Linked DNA regions of Homo sapiens: all the other regions are linked to region 7. A link is a loop called in an ENCODE intact Hi-C map of the cell type or tissue named here. Cell type or tissue: endothelial cell of umbilical vein. All regions are shown on one strand. Region 1 overlaps LOC100505498 (a long non-coding RNA gene). Region 2 overlaps TEX41 (testis expressed 41). Region 3 overlaps LOC105373667 (a long non-coding RNA gene). Region 4 overlaps QTMAN (queuosine-tRNA mannosyltransferase). Region 5 overlaps ARHGAP15 (Rho GTPase activating protein 15). Region 6 holds the start of LOC100505498 (a long non-coding RNA gene). Region 7 holds the start of ZEB2 (zinc finger E-box binding homeobox 2).

Region 1 (4,000 bases), 690 kb before region 7:
GGAACTTAAACAAATTTACAAGAAAAAAAAAACAAACAACCACGTCAGAAAGTGGGCGAAGAAGATGAACAGACACTTCTGAAAAGAAGACATTTATGTGGCCAAGAAACACATGAAAAAAAGCTCATCATCACTGGTCATTAGAGAAATGCAAATCAAAACCACTGTGAGATACCATCTCATGCCAGTTAGAATGGCGATCATTAAACAGTCAGGAAACAGATCCTGGAGAGGATGTGGACAAATAGGAATGATTTTACACTGTTGGTGGGAGTGTAAATTAGTTCAACCATTGTGGAAGACAGTGTGGCAATTCCTCAAGGATCTAGAACCAGAAATACCATTTGACCCAGCAATCGCATTACTGGGTATATACTCAAAGGATTATAAATCATTCTACTATAAAGACACATGCTCATGTATGTTTATTGCAGCACTATTCACAATAGTAAAGACATGGCACCAAGTCACATGCCCATCAATGATAGACTGGATAAAGAAAATGTAGCACATATACACCATAGAATAATATGCAGCCATAAAAATGGATGAGTTCATGTCCTTTGCAGGGACATGAATGAAGCTGGAAACCATCATTCTCAGCAAACTAAAACAGGAACAGAAAATCAAACACCGCATGTTCTCATTCATAAGTGGGAGTTGAACAATGAGAACACATTGACACAAAGAGGGGAATATCACACACCGAGGCCTGTCAGTGGGTGGAAAGCTAGGGGAGGGACAGCATGAGGAGAAATACCTAATGTAGATGATGGTTTGATGGGTGCAGCAAATCACCATGGCTCGTGTATACCTATGTAACAAACTTGCACATTCTGCACATGTATCCCAGAACTTAAAGTATAATAAAAAAATTAGTCATACATTATTTTGCCATTATTCATCAGAGTTTTTCAAAACAAGTTTAAATATGGGTACCTACAATACTATTCAAAAATATATATACATAATTTTTAATAATATTCCTATAAAGAAATACTTTCATTATTTAAACATTTCAGACACACTTATTTCTCACATAAAAACAGTTAAGTAACAGTATATACAACTCAAAAATATTATTTTTTATTTTATTTATTTAATTTTTTTTTTTAAGACAGAGTCTCACTCTGTCACTCAGGCTAGAGTGCAGTGGCGCAATGTCGGCTCACTGCAACCTCCACCTCCCAGATTCAATCCATTCTCCTGCCTCAGCCTCCTGAGTAATTGGGGCTACAGGCGCGTGCCACCACACACAGCTAATTTTTGTATTTTTAGTAGAGATGGAGTTTCACTATCTTGGCCAGGCTGGTCTCGAACTCCTGCCCTCAGGTGATCCTCCTGCCTTGGCCTCTCAAAGTGCTGGTATTACAGGCATGAGTCACCATGCCCAGCCTACAACTCAAAATTATAATAGGCATTTATTATCAGGCACATTTGTATTTTTAATAATTCAACATTGTTTAATTGCTTTTTTGGAGTAAGGCAATGGGTAGATGAGTTTATTCTTGGGACAGTGAGAATGGTGTTTAATAATACCATAACTAAATTACTCAGTAACTACATAACGAAGTACATTTTTCTTTGTGTTTAACGACCTTGAGGACAAATAATAAATCAAAATAGCAGCTCTAGTGAGGTACCAAAGGTCAAATATTAAAATACCTTATTTCGTTAGAAGCAATATAATACATGCTGAGTATCCCTTATCCAAAATGCTTGAGATGGAAGTATTTAGGATTTCATATATCATATTTTTTTTGCAAATTTTGAAATATTTACATTATAGTTACCAGTTGAGTGTCCCAAATCTGAAAATCCAAAATCCAAAACCCTCCACTGAGCATTTCCATTGAGTGTCATGTTAGCACTCAAAAAGTTTCAGAATTTCAGATTTGGGATGTCCAACCTGTATCACATTCAACAGTGAAGTAATATGTATTGAATGCAATTGTTTTTGGGGCACAAAACAGACAAAAATCTCTGACCTCATGGGATTTATATTCTAGCAAGTACAGGACAGTCATCTGAGTGGCCTTGGACCAAACCAGTTCTCCCCCATTTCTCACTTGTCTTTCTCAAGGAAAACTATAGAATGTGCTGAGAATGCTGCATCCTAAGATAAGGCAAAACTGACCAGAACATCTGGGGCTCTATTCCTGTCCCTCCTAGAACAGGATATCCTTCCATGCTTTAGCCACATGTCATTTGACCCCCTAGGTCGAAAGCCCAGGGTGGACTGCTTTTGGGGTACCTCAGCTGTGGTGTGATGTAGGGCATATACAGATGAGATTCCATTAAATGAGGCAGCTTTCCTGAGCCCTGGAAACCGGCCCGCCATGAATCCTAGGTTTCCACAGTCCCTTGCTGCCTATTGATGAGTGATAAAGTTGCTTTGCTTAACTTGTCATGTGATTGTACTGTCTCACCAGACTCATGCAAGTAGCATAAATTGCAGCCCATGAAGCATGGGATGAAGTGGTAGCCAGAACACAGGGAATTTGCTTTACAGCAAAAAAAGAAAATTTTATTTAACATTAAAAGTCAGCAAATTGTATAATCTGTTAGAAGGTTGTGCTATGAATAAAGGAGAAAAAGAAGAGCAAGTTACGAGGGAATGAGACTATAAAGTGTAGGGTGTGTATTACAGTATGACATACTCAGTGTAGGTCACCCCATTCAGCAGGTGACATCTGAAAGAAGTAAAGAGAATTAGCAATGTGGAGATCTAGGAAAAGGGCAATCTAGGGAGAAGAGTTAGTGCAAAGGCCCCAAAACAGGAGCAACAAAGCCAAGGCAGCTGCAGCAGAGTGAGAGGAAGGGAGCAATAGATGAGGTCACAGACGTCACAGGAACCAGATATTTTAGGTTACAGTTCAATACACTTTTCTGAGAAGAGTCCAATAGTAACTGTTTTAGGTTTTGCAACACACAAGATGTTTGTAGTAACTATTCAATTGCCTACGTAGTGTGAAAGTAGCCACAGGTAATAATGCACAAATGAATGTGAGTGGCTATGTTCCAATTAACTTTATTTATGGACACTGAAAGTTAAATTTCATATAATTTTCACATATCATACATTTGCAAAATTCTTTTTCAACCATTTAAAAATGCAATGTCATCCTTAGCTCATGGGCTATTAAATCATGATTGGGAGACAATATGCTGACATTTGGTATAAGAAATTGTTAGGCATTGCAAGAACTTTGGTTCTTAGTTTCAGTGAAATGAAGTTTCAGTCTGGGATTTTCAGCAGAAGAAAGCATGATAGGTCATATACTTTCAAAAGATTGCTTGGGCTGTGATATGGTTTGGCTGTATCCCACCTAAATCTCATCTTGAATTGTAGTTCCCATAATCCCCACATGTCCTGGGAGGGACCAGGTGGAGGTAATTGAATCATGAGGCAGTTTCCCACTTCCTGTTCTCATGATAGTGAGTTAGTTCTCATGAGATCTGATGGTTTCATAAGGGGCTTCCCTCTTTGCTGGACACTCATTCTTCTCTCTCCTGCTGCTCTGTAAAAAAGGACACGTTTGCTTCCCCTTCTGCCATGATTGTAAGTTTCCTGAGGCCGCCCCAGCCATGCTGAACCATGAGTCAATTAAACCTCTTTCCTGTATAAATTACTCAGTCTTGGATATGTCTTTATTAGCAGCGTGTGAATAGACTAATACAGGCTGCTATGTTGACAGGAGAGTGTATGGAGTAAGGATCAAAATAGAAAGAACTGATAAGAGGCCGATAGAAAATTCCAGGCAAGAGATGATAGAGACTGAGACTGGGATGGTAGCAGTGGAGGTGGAATGAAGATGTCAGATTCTGGACCTGTTTTGAAAAGGCAGCCGGTCATCTTTCCTGACCAATTGTATAAGGGGTATGAAACAAAAAAGAGGCCTGAAGGTTGGCTGCTGAGCAACTGGCAAGAATAAATAAAGACACTGGAAGACTTCAACCCCGTCTTGATGTGATATCAAGCAAATTACATAACTCTTCC
Region 2 (4,000 bases), 420 kb before region 7:
ATGAGAGCTTTAGATAAAAAGGAGTAATAAACAACAAATCTACAGAGGAAAGCACCCTCTGCAATGTTGTAAGCAAGACTCCGGGTACAGGAAGATATTTTCTCTCTGTATTTTGGTAATTTAACAGTCAGTGTGGTTACAATCTTGAAATCAGCCTGAACTTCTATGGATGAAAATGCTACAGAGTCTCAGAATGCCTCCATGGAGACAGGAACAAGGAAAGCTAGAGAAGGCTCTGGGTTGTGAGGAGTGGGTGGGGGAAGCCATCCCCCAAAGACCTAACCACTGAGAAATATTATAATTTGAATAATTTTTTAAAATTAAGCCTATTGTCAGATAACTTGGGGTGATAAATCTTTCCATTCCCCAACTTACTTTCCTAAGAAACCTCGTGGCATGGCAGCAAACACATCCAACAACTATTGCCAGATAATGACGAATCTCTGATATATTTTGTCACATTGCAGTCTATGTTGCTAGTTTCATATTTACAAGCAAAATTGTTACCTCAAAATATGAAACACTGGCATTTAGAGAAATATAGAAATTACTCACTTCCCTGGAATTCTGCATGACAAATTAGAACTATGCTTTAACTCTAATAAGTGTAGCTGTAACAGTTTTCATAAACATTCTTGAGATGTTCTTCTGGAGTAGCTTTATTTTGGCACCCTACTTTTCCTGCTTAAACAAATGAAAAGGTTGGCTGATATTGTCAAAATACAGCACTTCTGGTGAACCAAGAGCCATTTATTAAAATAATGTATTGATGCAGTGTCATAAAACACAAAATCATATTTCTGCAGGAAAAACCTATTACCCTAAGCCAAGATTATTTTATTTTAAAAGAAAAATTATTACAGTTGTCGATTCTGAAAGTTAGATGATGTGGTTCCGACCTTGGCCCTTCAGAGACTAACCAGGCAGCTTTTAATGCACCGTAATATGTTATGTAAAAGATATATTTGTATAATTAACAAGCCTTGTCTTAGTAGAAATGCATTAGCTTCAGGTAGATTCTGTATCTCTCATGATTCAAAATGACTAACTTAATAAAAATACAAATGTGATTTTCTCTAGTTGTGCAGAGACATTAAATAACACATAGCCAAAGTGTGACAAACACACAAACACACTCTCTCACTCTCTCTCTCTCTTTCTGTCTGTCTCTCTCTGTCTCTCTCTGTCTCAAACTCCTCCTGCAGGGTCAGGGCTCTCCAGAGCTAACCATTTTCCTGACATCGTCTTAATCTTGTCCTTTGTCACAGCTCTGCACTTTTTGCTCTAAAGGTTTCTGCACTAAAAAGTGAGGAGGTGAAGCCATAGTTCAATTCAATTTATTTTTATATTGCCTCTCATACAAAGGCTCTCAAAACGCTTTACAGTAAGAGATAAAATAATCATATAACACTTGCCCATATTGGAAATAGCCACAATCACCCAGACGGCAAGGGGGTAAAGCTATGTGCACAGTCATGGGTCAAAGTCCCTGGCGAAGCACCCCTCGTTTAGAAGCCATATAAACGAACATTTCAGCAGGGTGACGTGGCCATATAATATCACTTGCTGAGCCCCACATTCTCAAGGGACAAGTAAGAGGCTTCATTTTTCTATTCAAATAAAGCATTATCTCTCATAAACCTATGGTGATCTCAAATGGTGACCAGCTTCCTCTCATGTGCAAATGAAAGAGTCAAAGCAGGAACATGTTTTCTTTCTATTGTTGCCAATTACTTTAATCACACATGATTTATGGCTTCCTGGAAAGCAGTTATTCTGGGCCACCTCTTTTCATTGACCGTGTTCCATATTTTGGACCCAAAAGGTAAAAGAGAAAGGAGAGTAGGAAGCCCAAAGTGAGTGGTATTTCTTTTAGTCAACCTATAGCACAGAAGAAAAAAAATGCTTCCACTTGAGACTGAAAAACTCAGAATGAATCACCGGCACTCTGGGGCAGGAAGAAGGAATGAGGGAGGGTAATAGAGAAAGAATTTTTGCTAGATAAGGCAGCCCAAATTAAATAATAATTCCCATTGAATAAAAAACAAAACAAAAGCTAAAGTCTGGAAAGCATAATGAATAAACCAATGCTGGGAAAAGGAAATTAGGTCAAATCAATATATCAAGTTTGCATGGCGCTTTTAATTCACAGAAGGGTTATTCTGGACTTGATGTAAGGAAACTGGAGATGTTACTATGCTCTGAGAATGACAGAGTTATACAGTATAAGAAGAAAGTACACTCAGCAGATGAAAGCTACCACGTTTGCAAAGACCTTCTTTTACAGTGCAAATAGCAACTTGAAATCACCAGACCCCAGGGAAAGCAATTCTCAAAAAAAGAAGCTTCTCCCCTGAACCCCCACTCCACCCTCATCACATGGTTTCTCAAGTATGGAGACAAAACGTTCTTTGTCCATAAGCGTATTATTCAAAAAGTGTGCAAATCAAAAGAAGCCTATGGCTCCAGAGGAATTCACGCTGTTCATACCAGTAAATAATCCAAACTGCATTTACTTGGAAGCCTGTTTCTAGAATGATGTGAACCTTTGGTATCCTCTACTTCTTGCATCGAGCCACATCTTTATAATACATAATAACAAACAAGAATATATTGTAACTCATTTTTTGACCTTTTAATATTTCTGTCACTGATTGTCAGAGTTGAGAACTACTCTCTATCCTGAGGTGATGGATTATTTAATTAACCATTGACCTTTTCCCAACATTTGTTGACAATGAGCACAGTCCCATGAAAGCTGCCTGCTTTGGATATTGGTCAATTCTGTGTTGTCAGTAGGAGCATACCATTTTTCATAACTTAGATCAAATAACTAGAATTACTTTGTGCCATGTATTTACCTAAACCTATTTTCAAATGAATTCATGTATGTTTCCTTTTAACTATCTAATAGGAAAGAACAATAGGTTTACTGCACCTTTTTAAAGCATACTCCATGTTAACAAACACATATCAGGTAGAACTTAAATGAGTCAACCTACAGAAAAAAATGTCATTTACTATTTATGAATCTTTTGGAAAAAGTTGCAGTCACTTGTTTCTAATGCTTTGCACATCTCCATATCCCCAATTGAATCCGACTTTTTCTAGGGAATAAGATCCCAAGAAGGGTGTAGCAGACTCTTTGAAAAGTTCTTCTAGATGTTGTTTATAAGTTCCATTCATCAGTAAAAGAAATATTCCTGCATTTTTTCCTAGGGCTTATTTTCTTTATAGAAGGTGATATGGTTTGGCTGTGTCCCCACCCAAATCTCATCTTGAATTGTAGTCTCCCGACAGGTCATGGAAGGGATCAGGTGGAGATAATAGAATCAGGGCGTTTTCCCCCATCCTGTTCTCATGATAGTGAGTTAGTTCTCATGAAATCTGATGGTTTTATCAGGGACATCCCCCTTCACTGAGTACTCGTTCTTCTCCTTGCTGACATCACGTGAAGAAGGATGTGTTTGCTTCCCTTTCTGCCATGATTATGTTTCCTAAGGTCTCCCTAGCCCTGCGGAACTGTGAGTCAATTAAACTTCTTTCCTTTATGAATTACCCAGTTTGGGTATGCCCTTATAGCACCATGAGAATGGACTAACACAAAGGTCAAAAAATTATGGTAGATTTTGGCTAAATAGTAAGATTTGAACCTTTCATCTCCATGACTGACTTGTTTGTGTACCTGCGGTGAATAGAATCTTCATGTGCCCCTCCAACAGTCCCATGCCTACCCACCTCATTCCAGAAAGGATTTTTGTCTCTGATGCTGGTTAAGGCTGAAAGTGTTGCAAGCACTTCTGCAGATCCCTCTGCTTCCAAGATCCTGTAATACCATATTTCAGAGAAGGGGAAACATTTTCAGAGGAGCTATTATTGGCTTGGTTGTCATTATTCTTGTGTTCACTTCTCAAATATTTGTTTTGAGAACATATCATAACATAAAGGGGTTTAGAGCCAGACAGTCCTGAGCTCAGGATCTTAGTTCTTTTTCTTTCTG
Region 3 (4,000 bases), 1.8 Mb before region 7:
AGAGATTGCTAAAAAAGGTCCAGTAGTTCTGAACATTTGACTTCAGGAATAATGCTCTCACAATGATGGCATAAGAGAATGTATAGGAAATGGGTTATTCATCTGAAAACACCTGAAGGACTTCAAAAGCATTCATTAAAGTAATACACTGAAATGACTTCTGCAGAATATAAAACACAATGTTATTTTATATTGATTGATTGTTTCTGAAAGAAGAATTGTTAAACCAAGAAAAAAAGTAAACTCATAAGCACATTTAATTAAATGAATCTTACTGAAAGAATCACTTGCTTTTTGAATTTTTGGGACTGTTAGATATTATCATCTTAGATTCTGTAGGTAAAATCACAGCGTATTTTCTTTTCACTTAATTTTATCTTCCAAATAATTAGCATTACTCTTTTAAAATAAATAATAACACTTTTCCCCTTAAAATAACCCCAAATATTTGCATGAAACCAAATTCCGTTTGTTAAAATACTGTTCTAACAAACTGTCACATTTTAATATCTATAAACATCTTTATTTATTTAAACAGTAAGAGAAATAAATTCAGCAGAGAAAAATATGTCATTAATGTCATGAAAAGAAAGATCATATTAAAGAAAAATGTCTTTGACTATTCACTAATCGTGCATTATATGAGATTGAGATGGAATCCATTAGGCATAATATGAAGAGAGGAAACATATCAACTTCATGTACAAAAAGGAGTCTCTCAGACAATCTATGTGGATTCCCCAATCAAAAATAGAAACACCCACTCACATTGATTAAAATTTAATAGTGATTTAACTAATCAGGATGTTTATTCTAAGCAATTACATAGTAAGGCTAATTGTTAAATTTGTACAGCTTTGTTACTCTTGATCCTCCAGTGACATAAATTTAAAACGGGTTGAAGTTAATGACTAAGGGAATATAAACAAAATGGTTAAGTATTTTAAAATATTAAAAGGCTTAAGAACATGCTGGAGTAACACAAAAAGGTTTATTTCACACTGTGAAAATCGGACTTCCTGTGATGGATTTTGCACTTTCTGTTTGTAGAGCTATAAATTGTCTTAGGAAGGTCCTGAATTGGAGATCTATTTTTAAAGATATAAAGTAACTTTAAACAAAAGAAAAAGTATAAATGGAATTATTAACATTGTATTTGAGTAAAATTTTAAATGAAGTAGTTTGCATTTTATGCTTATATATTCTTGTGCTTATGTGTTTGTGTGAGTTTTAGGCATGTTGTTTTTAATTGAGTATTTTTCACCCAGGAGATATTGTCTATTTTAGAAAAAAAAATGAACAATGGACCAGATATTAATGTAATTTATCATTATATGGCATATAAAAACACATGTTAAAAAGCAGTTTTAAAACATAGTGATTTAACTGTGAATAAAAAGACTAGGCTTTTAATAATAAATAGCGTCAAAGTTTTATTTCCATGAGAAAATAGTTAAACTCCATAAATATTAAAGCATTAGAAGTTTTTTATTTTAATATTTAGGTGGTTTATATGCTATGTTTGTGTTAGCTAACTGGATATTAATGTATGCTTTAAATAGTCCGCTCAAAAATCTAGAAATATATATAAATTATAAGAAGAATAAATATTTACTCAGCTAAATTTATTTTTATCTCTTTCAGTTCCAGAGTTTGAATGTATTTCTTTACATGAAGAGGACCTAGGGATGAAAAAGTGAATTCAGTTTTGTAAGTATTTGTGATTCAATACCTCCTCCCAATTTCCTGGTTAACTGTAAGGTCATTCCCCAAACCGCAGGGCATTGGGGAAATATACAATTTTGGAATCATTATATCATTTCCTGTCCTATTTCCTGTCAACTGTTTCTGTCAGAAATGGCTAATCATGACCTATTTTCATCAAGCAAGAAAAGAAGCTAAGTCAGAATTATGCCGTTGAATTAAATCTTTTTCCTAAATGTAGTTATAAAATCTGGACTAAAGAGGGCAGGAGATACTCTATAAAAAAACTACAGAAGCCCAAGAAGAAATCTCTATGAGAAAATCATCCCCACATTTGAGCATATGATAAAGTGATTTATTTTCAATAAACTCTGTATAAATGCTTTAGTTACTTTGATGCAGTGATTAATGGGAGTTTCAATGATATTTGTAGGTGTGAGATTCCCTCTACACTCAATGTTCAGCCTACTTCATTGCGTTTGTATTGGCTATGAATGTTTCTTAAACATTCTTCTAAATTTCCAGCTGTTTCCTTCTCAATACAGGAGCAAGGAAGTTAATAGTGGCCTGTCACTACAAAACATGTCATTCATTTAGTGTAAAATATGAGGTCTTTCTAATCTTTACTCCACCCTCAAACTTATTTTTAAAAACACTTGACAACATATGTCATAAATGGATCTTTCTCTAAATCAAAGTGGATTTCTATGTATATACCAGCTGAAGGGACGTTTAATCTCTTCAGTAAAAGTCCATGACCTTCTTTTCCCTTTTTTGAAAACTTTTATAAATATATAGAGCAAAACTGAGAATCTGAAACCAGACTGCATGCTGGGAAATAAATGAATGATCATGATCATCATGTGGAGATGTGGAGGCACTATTCAAGGAAAATTGCTGAATAGAAACCAGGCACTACAACTTCTTCCTTCTTTACTTTCCAGTGGCACAATTTTATTTTAGTCTATAGATTTATAGTTAATCTGACATCTTCATAAGCATTTGTAGATATGAGGTACTTAAGTAGAAAGAAGAAATAGTTTTGAAAAGAATTATATATTTCATGTAGATATTATGTTTTAATTAAAATACCACATTATTTTTTCTTTGTATGTATTTAGTCAAGTTTTCACCATATTATATCTTAATTATCCTAATTTAGTTTACTTCAAAATAAAATTTAACTTCTAACTGAGAAGGAGGTTATACGAAATAATTATTATACTTATTATAGTGGATCTGTATGTTATTTCATTGAGTAAATTTAAACTTGAGCAGGCAAAAATAAATGTCAAGGTGCTTAACCTTTATTAATAGGATAAAATTTCAGGTAGCTGAAGATAGTCATATATAAAGAGTTTAACACTGAGTATAAATGTCTGGAAAATTTAAATTGCTTTTATTTGGGCAGGTTTTATAATTTCTCACCTCTCAGCACATCAGAAGTAAATATTGGCCCTGCACACTTGGATCCTTCTAAGCAGTGGATGCTTCTGTCAGGCTGAGACTAAGGTAAATAGTGGCTGATTTTCAGAGACTAACCTTCAGCTGTTAGATGAATGAGAGACATTGTCACCCACAAAATCACAACTACATGGGCTCTAGGCTATTTTTGTCAATGGCTGTAAATGCCTCTTTTCCTTAAATTGAAGTCAAAGAATCTAAGGCACCTCCCTAATGTCTGTCATTTGTTTTATTTTTCTGTCTTACGGAGATCAAACTTTTGGTTATTTGGAGAATTGGAGAAAAAGAGGCCCTTTCTGTTATAATGGAAAATAACTTACTGGTAACAGGAATAATCTCAATGATTTTATGACTTCATGTACATAGGTAAATATCACTTTGCATCCTATATAATACATTTCACATTTCCAACAGTGAAAAGGATTTTTAATGAAAAGTTTTTTCCCAGCTGTCTTTGGACCGAATATGAAGCCCAGGAAATTTCCAAAATGAGGTATTCTGAACATTTTATATAGTTAAATAAAAACATTCCATGACCTTTGTTGATCATAAAGTCTTAGGAATCTATGACTCTTAGATTCTTGATAGCATCTGGGTTGTTCTGGGTTTGCTGATGTTCAGGTTGTCTCTGAATTACATGGTGTGCTGAGAATGACACCCTCTTGGATTTGAACTTGGAAAATTAGTAGCAAACTTAACTGTTATCCTCATATCTAGATGAAGGTTCTGCAATAGTTACAGTGATTGCTTTAAGGCTACATAAGGTACTTCATTATATGCAGTGGCCTTGTGAAATTTACAGGATTTTTTCACTTGCTGAAACATATCATGT
Region 4 (4,000 bases), 420 kb after region 7:
AGGCCAAGGCGGGCGGATCACGAGGTCAGGAGATCGAGACCATCCTGGCTAACATGGTGAAACCCCATCTGTACTAAAAATACAAAAAATTAGCCAGCGTGGTGGCAGGTGCCTGTAGTCCCAGCTACTGGGGAGGCTGAGGCAGGAGAATGGCATCAACCCGGGAGGCGGAGCTTGCAGTGAGCTGAGATTGTGCCACTGCAGTCCAGCCTGGGCGACAGAGCAGGACTCCATCTCAAAAAAAAAAAAAAAAAAAAAAAAAAAAGAAAGAAAGACTAAATGAAAGTGAATTAGCAATCAGTATGTGAAATATTGTAGCCAAGTCTTTTCAAGGAATTCCTGAATAGATGAGACATTAAGCAAGTTAATTTCTAAGTTCATGTCTAATTAATTCTCTGATAGCCTACCTGTATAAGTAAGTCAACACGATGTGCATATAGAAATCAGTAAGATTAATACTGGATGTCTCCAAGTATAAATTCAGAATATATTGATAACATTGGATATTATCCTGTTTCTAAAATGTGTATTTTAGAGGAGGAGGAATTTCAGGAACTTCCTGTATAAGGAAGAAAATTTAAGTTCCAATGGTTATTTTAGCCCCAATTCAATTCAATTATTAGTTGAATAACAGCCAAAGTGATTTGGTGATGTATATGACTTACAAGAATCAAGAATAAATCATTTTTCTATGCTTATTCTAGTGTTACTTAATTTACTGTGAACAGGGCTGTATTTAATCTTTCTTATTTGAGTGGCATACACAAGCAAGAAAACTTGGTGAGTCATTTGAATAATCTGGCTGGTGTAACTGTGAATATTCTTGGGAATGATGGAAAGGTTAAATGCTTTGAAACACGTGTATTCTGAGGGGAGCACTGAGCTGCTGCTCTCTAGTTTCACTGAGAGCAGAACTTGGGCCAGAAGTACTAGCTGTGTTTTATAGAGCTTAATACACTCCCATTTCAAGGTGATTGCCAGTTATTATGTGATCATGAGAAGATAGACTTTAATTTCAGGGAGCATTAGCGTCATCAGCAACAAGCCTTTTTGCATGTGGTGTACCAGGTGCTGCATAAAATATGTTAAACTCGCATTCCACTTGCTCTCTACACACGACGTTAAGAGTGAGACAGACTATTTTAGATATAAGCAACTCTGAAGGGTAAAGTGACTAATAACAGCAGCTGAGTCACGGCTTACACTTGTATACCATGTTCTAGTTTACAAAGCTCTTAAGAGAGCAGAACATTCCTACCTGTAGGTGATAGATTCTGTGAGGCAGAAATGTTTCTGGTACCAGTTTCCTTGAAGGGAATTGAGTCTATTTTTATTGAAGAATCATAAGATGCAGCTTAAAAGATGTGGTCACAGAAGTGTACCCCAACCAGAGAGGAAATTCCAACTGGAAATAAGGAGCTAGACCATTTTGGTGAGTTTTGATGTGGAAAGGGCTTGAGGAAGATCAAGGTACAGGATACATGGAAGATTTAATGAAGCATACAATGTGGAAAGAAGGAGACGTACACAATTACGGCTTGAAATGCAGTCTGCCAAGTTTATTCAGGTGTCCAGTGCGTTATCAGTAGTGGAAAAAACAACCCACATTTCCTTGCTTGAATACTTGTTTTTCCCTCATACCCTAGTCCTTTCGTTACTCTGGACAGAGAGTACATGACTCTCCTTTTTGATTATAAGACTTTGCATCTTTTATCCCTGTTGTTTTCCAACTCTCTTCCTACTTAGATCTAGAATAACATTCTGTCTTCTATTTACTACATTTGCATCTTTAAGAAAAACAGTACTTACTGGTTTTTGAAAAGTACCATACTCTTCAAAAAGTGTTGTGAATAATATCACTTGTATTAGACTACTGAGTCATTTATTTTATATGATACATTGTGGTGAGATACTGTCTTTGTTTTATGTCTCCATTGCTTACTTTACTGCTGTCCCAGACAGATGTATAGGGGAAGCTTTTAAATTAAATATAGAATTATAAATGCAGATGCATATGTCATGTATATGCATGCCTATTGTCAGTTGACTTATGTATATTCAGCCATTTGATTGTTAGGTGCTTATATATGGAGATTCTGTCTTTGATGCCTTTTTAACACTCTACAGCATCAACATCACTCCTTTCTTGATTTTCAGTAAATATTATTAGGGAGCAAGCAATGTGTAAAACACTGGAAAGGGAAATCAGTGCGGAGCTGTAGCACCATCACTAAGCTTGGCTTAGCACTCAGCTTAAGTCAGTTTTTTTTTTTTTTTCTAAGAGAAATAGGTTGTAATTTCTCCTCATCATCTATCTTGTTTATGTTAAGTGCCGTTTACCTTAGGGAATAATTTCTCTAAAGTGAGAAAGTCAGAGTTACATTTTGACTCCTTACTTTTTTTTTTTTTTGAGACAGAGTCTTGCTCTGTTGCCCAGGCTGGAGTGCAGTGGTGCGATCTCGGCTCACTGCAACGTCCGCCTCCCAGGTTCAAGCGATTCTCCTGCCTCAGCCTCCCGAGTAGCTGGGACTACAGGTGCATGCCGCCACATCTGGCTAATTTTTTGTATTTTAGTAGAGATGGGGTTTCACCGTGTTGCCCAGGCTGGTCTCGAATTTCTGAGCTTAGACAATCTGCCCGCCTCGGCCTCCCAAAATGCTAGGATTACAGGCATGAGCCACTGCACCCGGCCTTGACTCCTTACTGTTAAAGGAACTTTAAAAAACAGTTGGCAAATGTATGGTTAGATTGAACCTGGATAGAATCAGCGTCCTTCTATGTACTTTACTCACATTGTTGAGCTATGTTAGCACATTAACAAATGAGGTTTATCTCTTCGAAAGGTGACATGGAAGTATTGGGTGTGGCTTATGTAATTACTGTCTAAACTTTTGAAAACCTAGCTTGGACCCTTAACTGAAAATTTTGACGTATTGGTTGTGAGCCTTGCTTACAGAATGCCTCAGAATAAACTTGGAACTTGAAGGTCAGTGTAGAAACTCATTGTCAATTCAGTGTGGAGAAGCTTACATAGCACCTCCGCAGCCAGGTCTGGCTCACATTAGTGCTACTAGAGCCTCAGCCTTGTGAGTGCTGCAGCTTCTTGTCAGAGAGGAAGGAAACTGAAGTGCAGAGAGACAGAGTATACAGATGACAAGGCAAGCCTTCAGACCGCATGGAGGACTTAGAGATGCTTGAGAGAAAACTAGAGAGTCTTGAAATATAAGCTTCAGTGTAAACATCCCCAAAGACCAAGTGGATGAAATTGAAGGAAAAGATGAGGAACTTGGAAGAGGTAGACAGACAAATTTGAAACAAGTGTTTCTGTGACTGGAGGAGCAAGCATAAAGTGGTTTAAAAGCATTGCTGAGGAAGCCAGATATGTCAAAATCAGAGTTTCTTGACAGAGGACTTAAAGCTGGGGGCAGTGGGGAGAGTATTTTTAAAACCAGAAGGAAGTTGCACTCATCACCCTATTGAGAGTATTCAGCACCTATATTATTGCAGTGGTTGCACATGTGTATGACATCAAGATCGTTCCCTCCCCTTCCCACCCTCCAGCCCTCAGTGATGGGAGGAATTCCGAATAGGTTTGAAAACAAGTGCGTGAGTTGGAACTTCAAACTCAAACAGACACACTGGGGACAAGAAACCACAGAGACAGTTAAGCAGAAAGAGGGTGATGAAGTGAAAACCCCCACTGAGTGGTCAGTAACTGCAGTAGCTGAACCTGTCAACTCCTCATGGAGTAGGAGTCAAGTATTTCTATGGTTAAAGAATACCAGAGGTCAAGTGAAGAGAATCTGTAGAAGAACAAGGGTGGATGAATGGGAATAAATATTTTTGAAATGCTTTAAGTAGTAAGTAATTTGAGTATTGGAATTCGAAGTAAATGTGTTAGCAGATAGAACATAATACTGTGAACAGAGAAAGGAAAATCCTGTGAGCATAGAATTAGGAATCATTGCATTAGAAATCTCAAGTAATGTGTGGATTGTAT
Region 5 (4,000 bases), 1.0 Mb after region 7:
TTGAGAAGGTTTACTTGGTAGCACTTTGTAAAGAAAAGGGAGGGTGGGGGGGTTAATATAGTGGGGAAGATGAAGCACAAGGAGATTAGTTAAACGACTGATGTGATTACCTAGGAAAGATGTTACGAAGACCAGAATCAGGATAAGGGTGTGATAGGTGTAATCACTGTGCACAATCCTTCTTGTCTTCTCTGAATTAGATGTATACATTCACCTCCTTTGCCATGGAACCATCTCGTACCACCCAATAGAGTGTGCAGTGTTTATTTTCCCCCATTTCTTTGATATTGGGCTCGGCCAAATGTCTTCTTTGGAATGATGTGAGTGGAAATGTGTCAGTTCCAGACTGAGGCCTTAAGACGCATTGCAGATTTCTACTCATCCTCTTGTTTCTCTGCTATTGCCAAAGAAGAGCTTCCCTGGGGAGCTGCTGCCCCTTCAGCCTGGGCTCCAGAATACATACATATGGCACAGAACTGAGGGCAACCCTCAGTGAAGAGACAAGTCCAGTCAGACCTGCAGCTTAAAGCAGAGTGGCCCAGTCAAGCCTGCACCACAGACACATGAGAAATAGATGCTCGGTGTTATATGCCACTGAGATTTTATGTTTGTTTGTCATGTAGCAATAGCTTACTCACATAGGTGGTGATGAGTCCAGGTTTTTGGTGAAATATGATCTAAGCTATGCTGTGAGAATGAAAACAAAGAGGGTTGGCAGGACATGGAAACTAAAACTGGAGAGTGAACAAAACAGAAAAAAAAGTTCTAAATTTGCTAAGAATGTGGAGTTATGCCTTCAGTTTAATTTCAATCCTCAGGAGGAGTCTCAAAGAAAATTACTTTCACCTTAAAATTTAAATTATTTATGCCTTACCAAATTTTATGGCACCTCTTCTGCATTCTCTCCAGATTAACCCAATTCCATCCAATTCCATTCAGTGACTATTTAGTGAACACCTACCATGTGCTCCATATTGTAAATAATGCAAAGATTGCTTTATTCATTCAGTAACTATTTCATGCAGGTTATAAGCCAGACACTGTGTGCCAGCCTGAAAATGTAATGATGCACCATCTCCTACAGTTTAGGTGGACAGAATAACTGTCACAAGCAGCTACAACATAATATGACTAATGCTATTGCAGATACGTGTAAAAAAATAGTGAGGGTTTATTGTACACTACACTAAGCCAAGCAGGGCTCAAAGTACTTTATATATTCTAACATTTAATTCTCACATGCACCTGCAATCCTTTGAGCGTGTATACTATCATCATCTTCATTTTACAGAAGAGGGAACTAAGGCCCAGAGATATTGAGTTATTTGTGAAAGGTCACAGAGCATTAGGCTCTTGGGGGAGGGAGGATGGGGACCCGAACTAAGACAATAAACCTGTCATGGCAAGAAGGAGTGATTCAGTCGGGTTTGGCAAGTGGGTGTAGGAGGTGAGCTGATCCACCAGGTAAAAGTGACTGCCAAGTTCCTTGCTTGACTGGAGAAGACAGAGATGCAGTTACTTGAGGGTCTTGAGAATGGAAATGGAATTTAGACATTAAGGAAAAGTATTTCAAATGCAGCAGAATGGTTATGAGAGATCAAGATGAAAAATGTTCGCTGGATTTTGGCAATTTCAGGATATGAGTGACCTTAAGAAAAATGGTTTCAGTAGAGGAGTGAAACTGAAAAGCAGATAGTTGTAATTAAGACTTGAAGAGAAGGTGAAGAAGTAGAGACAGCAAATAGACTCCTATTTTAAGAACTTTAGAGGTGAAAAGGCTAGCATATGGGGACTACTTAGTTATAAGTGGAGATAAGACCTGGAAGAGGATTTTGAATTGGGATGGATAGGAGAGAATTTCAGCTACAGGGTATTTTTTATTGCCACGGAGCTGGGTGAAGTACACTGCTGATTATTTTTAGCGGTTATAATGTTGGAAGTGGGGGAGGTACATTACTGCCACTTACTGGTGGTCCAGGCAAGTGCATCCAGTCCCTCACAAGGGAAAAACTGCCATTGGTGTCTTGGTGAGTAAAGAGCCTAGACATCTGGAATTTCACTAGCTAGAGGGCAGATGTTTGCTTTCCCCAGTTACCAGCAAAGCCAAAACTGTTCTTCTCACTTATAGCCTCTCTTGAAACTTGCTGTACTCACCCAAGAAGGTGGGGCTCTGGAGTACAAGAACCTAGTATCTCAGGTGAACTTGGTTACATCAAAGGTCACCATGTGCCCCAAGCTTGAACAAAGCAACGCTTCTTCTACAAAATTTAGAATTTGGATACTGAGAGACTGAGGTGGTTGTTTCTAGGGATGAGAACTCTAGGCTGCCTACACTTAAACCCTGGGGGCTGGGACAGCCAATTTGGGAAGATGCTTATGTGCCGCAGATGAGCGGACACAGGAACTAGTTTGCAGGGAGAGGCAAATGGAACAGATCCAACTCAGCTCCTGACTTTCCAGTGCCTACTCCAGGCACTCTGTATCCTTGCCATGGCACTTGCCATACCCATGTCATGAGCTCCATAAATACCATGAGATCCCCTCCCACCCATTTTAATAGAACTCTTGAGTAAATTTCTGTTTATTGCAAGCAAATACACCTGGCAAAAATATGGATGTAGCATTGGACAAACGTTTCAAGAAAGGGATTACAGTCACAACAGGACCAGGTCTGGCAAAATAGCTCAATGGGATCCACTGCTTACAGATGACACTGGCTAGGAAGAGTATGGTAGATATCAATTGGTTTTGCTGGTCCTGTGTCTATCCTCCTATTCTCTGGCAAGAACACCCTGAGATTCCCTTGGGGATGGTCCTTTCTCATTTTGCTGCCATTTGTTTTGGGTAGTGTTGACTCCACCCTCTCCATCTCCAGTGACGAATATGCATTTTATCTTCTTGGCCACAGTAATTGGTTCAGGCATGAACATGTGGCCCAAGTGGATCCTGTCAAGTAAATCCTGAGACTTTTTCTGATGTTACTGGGAGAGAGGAACCCTCTTTTTATGAGAGATATTAAACTATGAAGATATGAGTCTGATCTTCTAGACGCTATGCTGCCACCTCTGGAAGAGTGGAAAACAGAGCTGAGTGATGGAAGACAAATATATTTGATAGCATTTTGAACTCCTAGATCCAGTCATGCCTGAAGCTATCCCTGTCCCTTGGACTCTTCAATTAAGTAGCTAGTAAATTCCATTCTGACTTTTACAGTTTGGACAAGTTTCTGTCATTTACAGTGGAAAGAATGTAGACTACAACATTAGCCCTTGACAGACAATGAATTAAATAATTGAGAAGAGATGATAATGCACATCACATGGCTTTGCAAAGTAAATAGTGCTGTCCAAAGAAAGGAAATCAGAGATTTAACTACACTGTCATTGTTGAATTTAAGTGCTGTGGTAGGATTGCTCTCCATTTGTAAATCTAATACACCTAGAGTTTCATACACCAAGGAGGACAATTCAATGATAGAAATCCATTTGAGCCATGGAAACTTCTATCTTAAAATAGTATAAAAAAAGGGAGGGAGAGAAAAGGCATTCTGCTTTCCAGGCAAGCATTAATGAACTTTGTCCCCTAAATGCTCATGTCTCTTGTCCTGGAACAACATTAAGGATTATTTCTACTCTCCTCTTCAAAAACAAACAAACAAACAAACAAACAAAAAAGAACACTTCCAAAACCCTGAGCTCCTGACTTCCCACCTATATTCCCATCTGTGTGCTTACTGGTAATCCTTTCTTCCTCACTTAACAACCATAAAAATATGCATATTATTTAGAAAGCACCTCTTGCTAGGGGTGCCAATATTTTTGGAATCTTCTGCAAACTCCTGTGACCTTGGCCAGTGTGATCATTCTATCTTCATCCCACCGTTTCAGCACTTAATGATCAGGGGTGGCAGGATATACATTGATTGGGAAAAAAAATTCATTTTCTGCAATTTTTCTTTGAAAGCATCTTTTGGTGAGAAAAATAAATAGACCCTCCACAT
Region 6 (4,000 bases), 490 kb before region 7:
TTTGAGATGGAGTCTCACTCTGTAGCCCAAGCTGGAGTGCAGTGGTGTGATCTCAGCTCACTGCAAGCTCCGCCTCCCGGCTTCACACCACTCTCCTGACTCAGCCTCCCGAGTAGCTGGGACTACAGGCGCCCACCACCACACCAGGCTAATTTTTTGTATTTTTAGTAGAGACGAGGTTTCACCGTGTTAGCCAGGATGGTCTCGATCTCCTGATCTCGTGATCCACCGGCCTCAGCCTCCCAAAGTGCTGGGATTACAGGCGTGAGCCACTGCACCTGGCCTGCCCTATCTAGGATTTCTTATTGGGGTTTAAACAATTTCTCTTCTGTGGTGGTTAGACCTATGAAAGAAAAATGTTTTATTAAATATATTTTAACATTAGATATGTTCATACTTTGAAATATTTATAGATTGGGTAAACATTTTTCTTTTATATGTCTAATAAATTGCATTTTCCTCATTACAAGAAAAAGTTTTCTCTATATAATATCTATCTATCTAGCCTATCTGTCATCTATCTATCTATCCGTCCATCCTACATGGAATGCCAATCTATAGAGAAAATCACTGCTACAACTTTAGTATATTTGCTGTTAGTGATTTACTCTATAGAAGAATACATATATATTTAAAGGAAGTTGCCACAAAACTGTGTTAGTTTCTTATTCTTTTTTCCCTTCACTCTACATTAGTTAAAACCTTATCCCCATATCATTGGATATTCTTTAAAAACACAACTGCAAAATCTTTAATTAGATGAACATGCTGTAGCTGATTAACTGTTCTCCTGCTGTTGGACATTTAAGTTGTTTTCACTTTTTCTCTGGCAACAAAAATCTTACCTAATGAATCTTAGTGTACACCTACGAACATGACCTTAAAATCAATTCCTAATATGACAATTTTAAAGTTCTTGACTTGTAGTACTACAATGCCATCCAGAAAGATTGTGTAAATTCACTCTGCCACCAGTGTAAAAGACTGCCTATTTCATATTAACACAGTGATGTGTATGACATCAATATAATAGTTGGCCCATCACAAGAGATTACATGTTACTCCCTAGGAAGCAACAGGGGAAGTAGTGTCACTGTAGTGTCTAGTTTTCTCTATTGTATTATTTGAGAATGCTTTAAAGCTTACAACTAGGCACTCTGCACACCCCTTATGCACACACACACACATACACACACATACAGCCCCATAGTCATACACATACAATGAACCTTCTGATGATGGCAAACAGACTCCCATCAACACACACACTCAAGGAAGGGAGGACTTTTCTGAGACCATATGGCTATAAGCCAGCTGTCACGAGGCCATGGACTGCCAGAGTGAGTCTTCAGGGGATGCCTGGTTGAGAAAATAGTTTATAAGATGATAGAAGTGTTAATGTGGTGTAGATAGAAGAGATCTTTCCCTTTATCTCCTAGAGAAAGAAAACTGCTACCAGGAAATGAGGCATTTTCAAAAACCCAGTAACAACAACTAAAAGAAAAATTTGCTAATTTTGCCAGCTAGCACAAGGAACTCGGCCGCCAGTCAAAAAGCTGTGTGTCCAACTCAGAGCTGGATTCACTTTAACAAAAATTTCCCTCTTCAGCCACCTAAGTGTCTGTTGCATTAGGCAAGAAGCCAAGGTGGGGTAGACACAGTCACTCACATGAAATGTCCGTTTCCATTTGGATCCCTGTGGCCCTTTCCCATGTCATGGTGAAAAAATGCTTCCTCTGCTTGGGTGTTTTCAGGATAACTTGGTTTGAGGAGGAAGTCGGATCTGCTGCTCACAAGGCGCCCATAGGAGGCAAAGCCACAGCTTTGCACGGTCAGAACCAGGCTGTCCCTGCCTTAAAAAAAAAAAATTCCTCGCCCACTCGTACCCATGGTTTTGATGTTGAAAGAAACCTGTTGTGGTTTAAATGACTCGGTCAGTTCTTCTGGGATTTTCCGAAGTTTCCTATAAAAAGACATCTGTGGGAAATAAATGATTGCATAATCACTAACATATGCCCGTTTTGCTAAACCTGTTATCTTTTTGGTGCTTTGAATTGCGTTGTCCTATCTAGTGAATTACTATATTTTAATAATTTTACCTTTTAAGTAATGATGCTGATTATAGTCATGTTTTTTTAAACCTTTGATCAGTATGTAGTTAAAGAAAAAAACAATACTACAAAAGGTAAGGCCATGATGTTTATGCAGCAAAATTAAAAGGAAAGTGTGATAAATGGTGGGGAAATAAGGCAATTACCCAGATACATGGCAGATGGAGGAAAAACTTGATTCTTCAATTACTTGTGTACCTTAAACAATATTATTTTTGGCCTGACTTGGCATAAATGCCTCCAATTTTTTCTTTGGTAGCGTGGATCTGGTTAATTAGCAACACTATTCATCCTTTTCTATCTATCATACACACAGAATTTCTTATTTTTTACTCAAAAAAATTAAAAATTATTGCTGGACTCAGAAAACCATCTTTAAAATTAGAGAAAAGCTGGAGACAAAGCTTAACGGCCAACATATCACACTGAAAGGGGCTGGTAAAAGAAATAAAATGGATGTTATTCATTATCTGAGGATGAAGATTACAGATGCCTGATCTTCAATTGATTAGATGACTTATAAATGAAGAATTCCAAAGGCTGCTATTCCTGGCAGCTATGAAGCAGAGCATCCACAGGTTTATTCCTTACTGGTAGTACCAAAGATCCTACCAAAAAAATGAGGATAAAAGCAAGCCATCTTAAAAAAAAAAAAAAAAAAAAAAAAAAAAGGCGTTGACTATTACCATTTTTGCTGAAAGGTGGAAAAGCCCAATAAGCCCAATAAGGTACTGATGGTTGGCCAGAGGGGCACGTGTGAGCATCCAGTAAACTAAGCCTCTGCAGCAGGCTTCAGCAGAAGTGAGGCCCAGTAGCTCTCAACTCTAGCTGTATATTAGAATTACCTAGGGCACCTTCATCATACTCATGTCTCAGGTCTGTTCTACACCAAGTAAATAAGAATACATACATTAGACCAAGGCACTGGTGTGTTTTAAAACGTTTTAGGGTGATTCCAATGTAGAATCAAAGAAAACAATATGCATGCTCTTATGGAATCCAGGCCTTCTCTATATTAAACCACACTTTACTTGACTGTGGATACATTTTAAATGTACTACCATTACAATTAGACTAGACTGTAAGAGACTTTATTTTGCTACTGTTCTATCACAGTACCTAACATGCTTGGATTATAGTAAATGTTCACTGCATATTTACTGAATAAATACAGGAACAATTATAAAACAACATTTGTTTTAATAGTGAATGATTATTTTACACATGATGAGTACATTATGAGAGGAAATTCTTACCATAGGGCATTACTATTCAGAGAAAACGTTATGAAAATGCTGAATCTTTGCCTGGACCTTGAAGGCACTATGAAATTTGGTTTATGAAGAGGAGAAGCTGCAGGAGCAGAAATTGGAAAGACTGGTGCTAAGCACTTTGCAGGATAAGAACTAAAACCACACTTAAGGAGTATCTATTATTGCCCCCTGAATTCAAGCCAGAATATCTGAACATGGGAAAATCTACACAATGTTAAGGGAATTCTAGAATATATTAAAAGATAGATGGGTTACAAAATAAAATTTGTGATCACATAGAAATAGAAAAGGATAGGCTATCTGTTACTACAGATAACAAGTAACATTTCACTAACTTCATTTTAAAGGAATGTTTCTAGTTTGGGAGATTAAGAAAAAGCAAAATAATACTTCTTGATTCCCATCAGAAATTACACATCCTATCTTTATTGATAAGATAGAGATTGTAGGTTAAATTATGGGACAGTTAAGACGAGTCATATCTTAAAGGTTTCATATCTTATTTGTAGCATAGTAGTAATGTGCAGTCAAAATTGCCCTTGAAATTGTTTTTAATGTGTCCCAATAAGAACAATACAGGCAGTTTTTCCTCCAGCTATGAAACTAATCATTTTT
Region 7 (4,000 bases):
TTCTATAGACACTTTATCTGTGATGGGGTGGGGGGAGAGAGTTAATTTATCCAGCAGCTATTTTCATTATAATAAATACTTAAATTAGGAAAGAGGTGAGTAACCAACTGTGAAAATCTACTTTCTTGCATCCTAGAACAAGATCTAGCTGTGGTCGTGCTAGGTAGCTATTAACCACCCCCACCCCACTCCCCCGCCCCGCAAAAAAAAATACAAAATACAAAGACGTATACCTCTGGGAGTGTGGATGTGGCAACCCATGTGGTGGCTTGTCCCTCCTTTGAGTGCAATTGCCAGTGACTCTTGCATTCAAAGTCTTGCTTTAGGCACACATTCAAAGCACAGTTCAAAGCAGTTTATCTTAATATAGTGTTGGATCAGGGTATTATTTGTTTCAGATTTCATCAGACTGGAAACAGGAGGGTGTAACATATTTAACAATATTAAAGCTTAAAAATTGGTGTGAGGCAGCTCTCTGGTCCTCTTAACACCTCCACCTTTACCTTTCCGAAGAATCCTAAATGCTGTGAGGCTAGAAGTTTATTTGTGCTCTGAGGTTCTCAAGCACTTTCACTCTTTAGGAAAAAAAAAAAAGTCTCACAGTTATTTAAGAAATTGAGCCTGAACCATCCGAGGATAGGAGATTTCTTCCTTTTCCGATAAATGCCTGTGCTCAGCATCCTCAAATTTGGCTGTCTTTATTTACTTCTATATTAGTTCCAATTATGTGCAGTGTAAACCAGCTTTTTGATTAACAAAACAGCAGAGCATTGGTTAAGAACACTTAAACTTCAAAAAAATTCCCCTGGGAAGTGGGCTCTGAATTGGTTAATAATGTGCAGTACTTGCTAAATTGCTGACTTCCAGATGTGGAAAATATCTTTCTTGTTTAGGACCTATGTAACCTGATTGGATTACGACAGAAGCGTCACGTTGGAAGCTTTTGAGTGATTATTTAATTAACCATACAGTAGAAAGCTGTATTCTCCAGGAAATCCCTTCCATATTTGCATAACCAATCCCTTCAGAGCAAAGGTGGAGTCTTTTCTTTTTAATCTTACTTTAATTGTAATATCAAAAAATATATACTCCAAAACTTAGACCCCATGCCGTTTAATATCATGCTCTCCCTTCCCTGCTAAGTTTCTCTATGGCCTTTCTCGTTTCTCCTCCTGCCTCCCTACACACTCTCCCTTACTTTGTAGTGAGGTCTCCCCGAGGTGTAGAGAGATTCAGAGATCGGCCAACCGAGTGTTCTATTTTAATTTACTTAGAGACCCTTTATTAAAATGCCAAACTACTTTTTAATATTGGGATCCAGTCCAGAAATTCATCATGCACACACCCTAATACACATGCCCTAAGATGCAGCTCCCATGCAGCATTTTTTTTTCTGGCTCTGGTACCTAAAAAGAAAAAAATAACAATAAGAGAAAGGGCAGAGAACTTTGTTCCAGAAGCTGTACTGAGATACCTACACAATTTGATGTGCATCTCAAATCTGGTCATTAGAGATATCTGTATAAGAAGAGACTATCTGGATTGAGGACCCGGGATCTTTCCCTTTAACTTTCGCCCCTTGGAGTTCTCCAGTTCTGTGAATGGTGTGCACCGTTTTCCGCCCTGTACTCTGTAGGATTTAGTGATGAGGATAATGATGCCAAAGGCTTGACGGGCGGGGAGGGGGGGGTGGAGGGGGGGAGAAGGGAGGGAGGGGGGAGGGAGGCGAAGGCGAAAGGGAGGGAGAGGAGGAAGGGAGGGAGGTGGAATTTCATTTCTTCCACTAAAGCGTTTGCGGAGACTTCAAGGTATAATCTATCCCAGATCCTTTCCCAGAGAGAAACTTGGCGATCACGTTTTCACATGATGCTCACGCTCAGGGCGCTTCAATTATCCCTCCCCACAAAGATAGGTGGCGCGTGTTTCAGGGTCTCTCGTCTCTCTCCTACAGAAAAGAAAAAGAAAAAAATGTCATTAGAAGAGGCGTAACACGTCAGTCCGTCCCCAGGTTTGTGTTTCCTGGAGTGGCCGAAAGAGATCAGTTCTAACCTGCTCTGCAGGAATAACGGTCCTGCCTCCCGACACTCTTGGCGAGGTTTTTGTACAGTTTGCTCCGGGAGCTGTTTCTTCGCTTCCACCTTTTTCTCCCCCACACTTCGCGGCTTCTTCATGCTTTTTCTTCTCACCATTTCTGGCCAAAACTACAAACAAGACTTCGCAGGTAGGTTTTTTTTCCTCCCCTTTTCTCTCTTTTTATCCCTTTTTGGTGTGCTCGTCCTCCATCCTCCTTTTCTAATTTTCTCATTTTGAGTGGGGATGTGAGTCTGAAGTGAGAAGGGGTGTCCGTGGGTAGGAATTTCAGGTGGGTTTAGCTCCTTTATGGCAAGCTTTTCTCAAGAGTGGCTTCTTCGCTTTCTCTTACACTCACACTCTCTCTCCTTGCTTTTCTCTCCTTTTTCCCTCCCCCAAATAATTTCCCCTGTACCTGTTCATTCAGGTAACCAAAGGTGTCCTTTGCTATCCAGCCCAGGAAAAGTTTTATTGAGAATTATATGGCTGGAATAAAAACTCATCAAGGGGAGAGGTCCTGCTCTATTTTCGCATCTAGTTCCAATTCATTATATTCAGCAATTAGGACTTGGCAAATACCTGTTAATAATTACAAAACTTGGTCAGTTACAGACCTACAAATTCGGGGGCAAGTCTTTCTCTTAGACATGGCAGTTCATCCTCTCCCACCGAGAAGGCTGTTTTCTAAGCAGAAAGTTGTCTGTTTTTGTCTGCTTAGCGAGTTTCATTTCTTTATTTCATTCTTTGTGTGTGTATGTGTGTGAAGTAACACCTCACTTCTGTGATTATAAATAAAGAAGTGAAAGTCCTCATGGAACTTGAGTCGTTTACCAAAGTGGAGGGGGGGGCACTACAGCTGGGAAGAAAACTGCTGTCAGGATATCAGGGTTTTAAATTAGGATAACTTTTAAAATTGTATTTTTAGTGGCAAAGTAATATAGACATGGATTTAATAGAAGACACATACACACATATATCCCATTCCATACTTTGGCACTGAAAAGTCGAGAGAGAGATAGCAGGAGTTCCCAGGAACAGTGATGAGCCCGGCTAACATGAATGTGTTTATCTCCCACCTACTGATATATTTTACATGCTCCCCCTGTAATGATGAAGGCAAGATTACTAACTCCAGACTTAGGAGTAACAGGCAAAGATAAAGTTTACAGCACAAATGCCCTGTCTCTCTCTCTCACACACACACATGCCCATAAAACTAGCAACTTACTTTATTAAACATGTATTTATATGCAGTCGTGTGTCTCAGGATGAATATAGACAGGCCAGCTGTTTCATCCCAGACACTTGTGTGACCATTTCTTTATTTCAGGATTTCCCCTAACAATTTCAAATCAATAGGACAAGGAAAGAAATGATAAAATATGTCAAACTTAAAAGTCTCCTACTATGTATGCCTAGGTAAATTTAAGGTGCTTTCTAAAATATCCACTTCCCCTTCTCTCTGCCCCCCTCCCTTCACCCCTCTCAGCAAATGTGTGGAAACTGATACTCACTTTCCAGGTTTTCTGCAAAGCTTCTAGCACAGGAGACAATAGGTGTGGGGCGTGGGGACTGAGTGTGCCCGGCAGAGAAAGGGTTAATGGCCCTTGTGTTACAGTTTGCATCTGTTACATCTTTTATAGCCCCCTGTTTAAACTAATCCTCGAGGCACAGCATCTTCCCAACCTCCACCGAGTTTTCAGGATTCTCCTCCTCTCCTGCCTGCCTCCGAGGTCCCCCTTCTCCAAGTTTTGACAGTTTCAACTGAAAAAATGCAGCGCCTCTCTCGATTTTTAGGTACAAAAGTTTCGAAGCCAGAAAGGATACGATCATTTAGTAGAGCTTAAAAGTATTGCCGTAGTGGTTGGACTTTCTCTTTCCTTTCTTAAGGGAAAAAAAAAATTCTACTGGAACTATTTAAGGGAACCAG

What was found. Peaks named below come from ENCODE experiments on the same cell type or tissue, not always from the same donor. Only the 100,000 strongest peaks of a DNase experiment are listed, where the experiment ranks them.
Region 1: a loop joins it to region 7, with 2.5 times the contacts of the local background. A loop is called at or near these places in 3 of 110 quality-filtered maps.
Region 2: it touches region 7 in a loop (7-fold over the local background); 17 of 110 quality-filtered maps call a loop at or near these places.
Region 3: it touches region 7 in a loop (3-fold over the local background); 4 of 110 quality-filtered maps call a loop at or near these places.
Region 4: it touches region 7 in a loop (2.0-fold over the local background); 3 of 110 quality-filtered maps call a loop at or near these places.
Region 5: a loop joins it to region 7, with 19 times the contacts of the local background. A loop is called at or near these places in 7 of 110 quality-filtered maps.
Region 6: it touches region 7 in a loop (4-fold over the local background); 15 of 110 quality-filtered maps call a loop at or near these places.

Annotation. Positions count from the first base shown.
Region 1 is chr2:145,206,211-145,210,210 of GRCh38, reverse strand. The region is part of intron 6 of LOC100505498 (a long non-coding RNA gene); the gene reads right to left. Among named protein-coding and RNA genes, the nearest start is that of LINC01966, 330 kb to the right of the region's middle. In endothelial cell of umbilical vein, no CTCF peak of the experiment used is centred here; a DNase peak (open chromatin) is centred at 2,140; H3K27ac peaks cover 243 bases.
Region 2 is chr2:144,940,684-144,944,683 of GRCh38, reverse strand. The region is part of intron 3 of TEX41 (testis expressed 41); the gene reads right to left. Among named protein-coding and RNA genes, the nearest start is that of LINC01966, 61 kb to the right of the region's middle. In endothelial cell of umbilical vein, no CTCF peak of the experiment used is centred here; DNase peaks (open chromatin) are centred at 603 and 1,743; H3K27ac peaks cover 2,917 bases.
Region 3 is chr2:146,310,981-146,314,980 of GRCh38, reverse strand. LOC105373667 (a long non-coding RNA gene) reads left to right here. Exons shown (of 3, transcript XR_923422.4): 2 at 1,645-1,710. Among named protein-coding and RNA genes, the nearest start is that of LINC01911, 520 kb to the left of the region's middle. In endothelial cell of umbilical vein, no CTCF peak of the experiment used is centred here; DNase peaks (open chromatin) are centred at 1,880 and 2,230; H3K27ac peaks cover 222 bases.
Region 4 is chr2:144,097,125-144,101,124 of GRCh38, reverse strand. All of the region lies in intron 6 of QTMAN (queuosine-tRNA mannosyltransferase), which reads left to right. Among named protein-coding and RNA genes, the nearest start is that of QTMAN-AS1, 160 kb to the right of the region's middle. In endothelial cell of umbilical vein, no CTCF peak of the experiment used is centred here; DNase peaks (open chromatin) are centred at 844, 1,284 and 1,584; H3K27ac peaks cover 363 bases.
Region 5 is chr2:143,511,240-143,515,239 of GRCh38, reverse strand. The region is part of intron 9 of ARHGAP15 (Rho GTPase activating protein 15); the gene reads right to left. Among named protein-coding and RNA genes, the nearest start is that of ARHGAP15-AS1, 260 kb to the left of the region's middle. In endothelial cell of umbilical vein, a CTCF peak has its summit at 1,974; a DNase peak (open chromatin) is centred at 1,949.
Region 6 is chr2:145,005,154-145,009,153 of GRCh38, reverse strand. The region is part of intron 3 of TEX41 (testis expressed 41); the gene reads right to left. It overlaps LOC100505498 (a long non-coding RNA gene), which reads right to left and starts at 2,753. Exons shown (of 8, transcript XR_923410.3): 1 at 1,670-2,753. RefSeq lists an enhancer at 1,119-2,318. In endothelial cell of umbilical vein, no CTCF peak of the experiment used is centred here; DNase peaks (open chromatin) are centred at 1,373 and 1,693; H3K27ac peaks cover 2,100 bases.
Region 7 is chr2:144,518,160-144,522,159 of GRCh38, reverse strand. It overlaps ZEB2 (zinc finger E-box binding homeobox 2), which reads left to right and starts at 2,041. Exons shown (of 10, transcript NM_014795.4): 1 at 2,041-2,221. It overlaps ZEB2-AS1 (ZEB2 antisense RNA 1), which reads right to left and starts at 2,546. Exons shown (of 4, transcript NR_040248.2): 1 at 2,486-2,546; 2 at 2,050-2,201; 3 at 1,875-1,945; 4 at 1,261-1,406. It overlaps LINC01412 (long intergenic non-protein coding RNA 1412), which reads right to left and starts at 292. Exons shown (of 3, transcript NR_110570.1): 1 at 234-292. In endothelial cell of umbilical vein, a CTCF peak has its summit at 1,914; DNase peaks (open chromatin) are centred at 959, 1,929, 3,099, 3,359 and 1 weaker place; H3K4me3 peaks cover 2,301 bases; H3K27ac peaks cover 2,214 bases.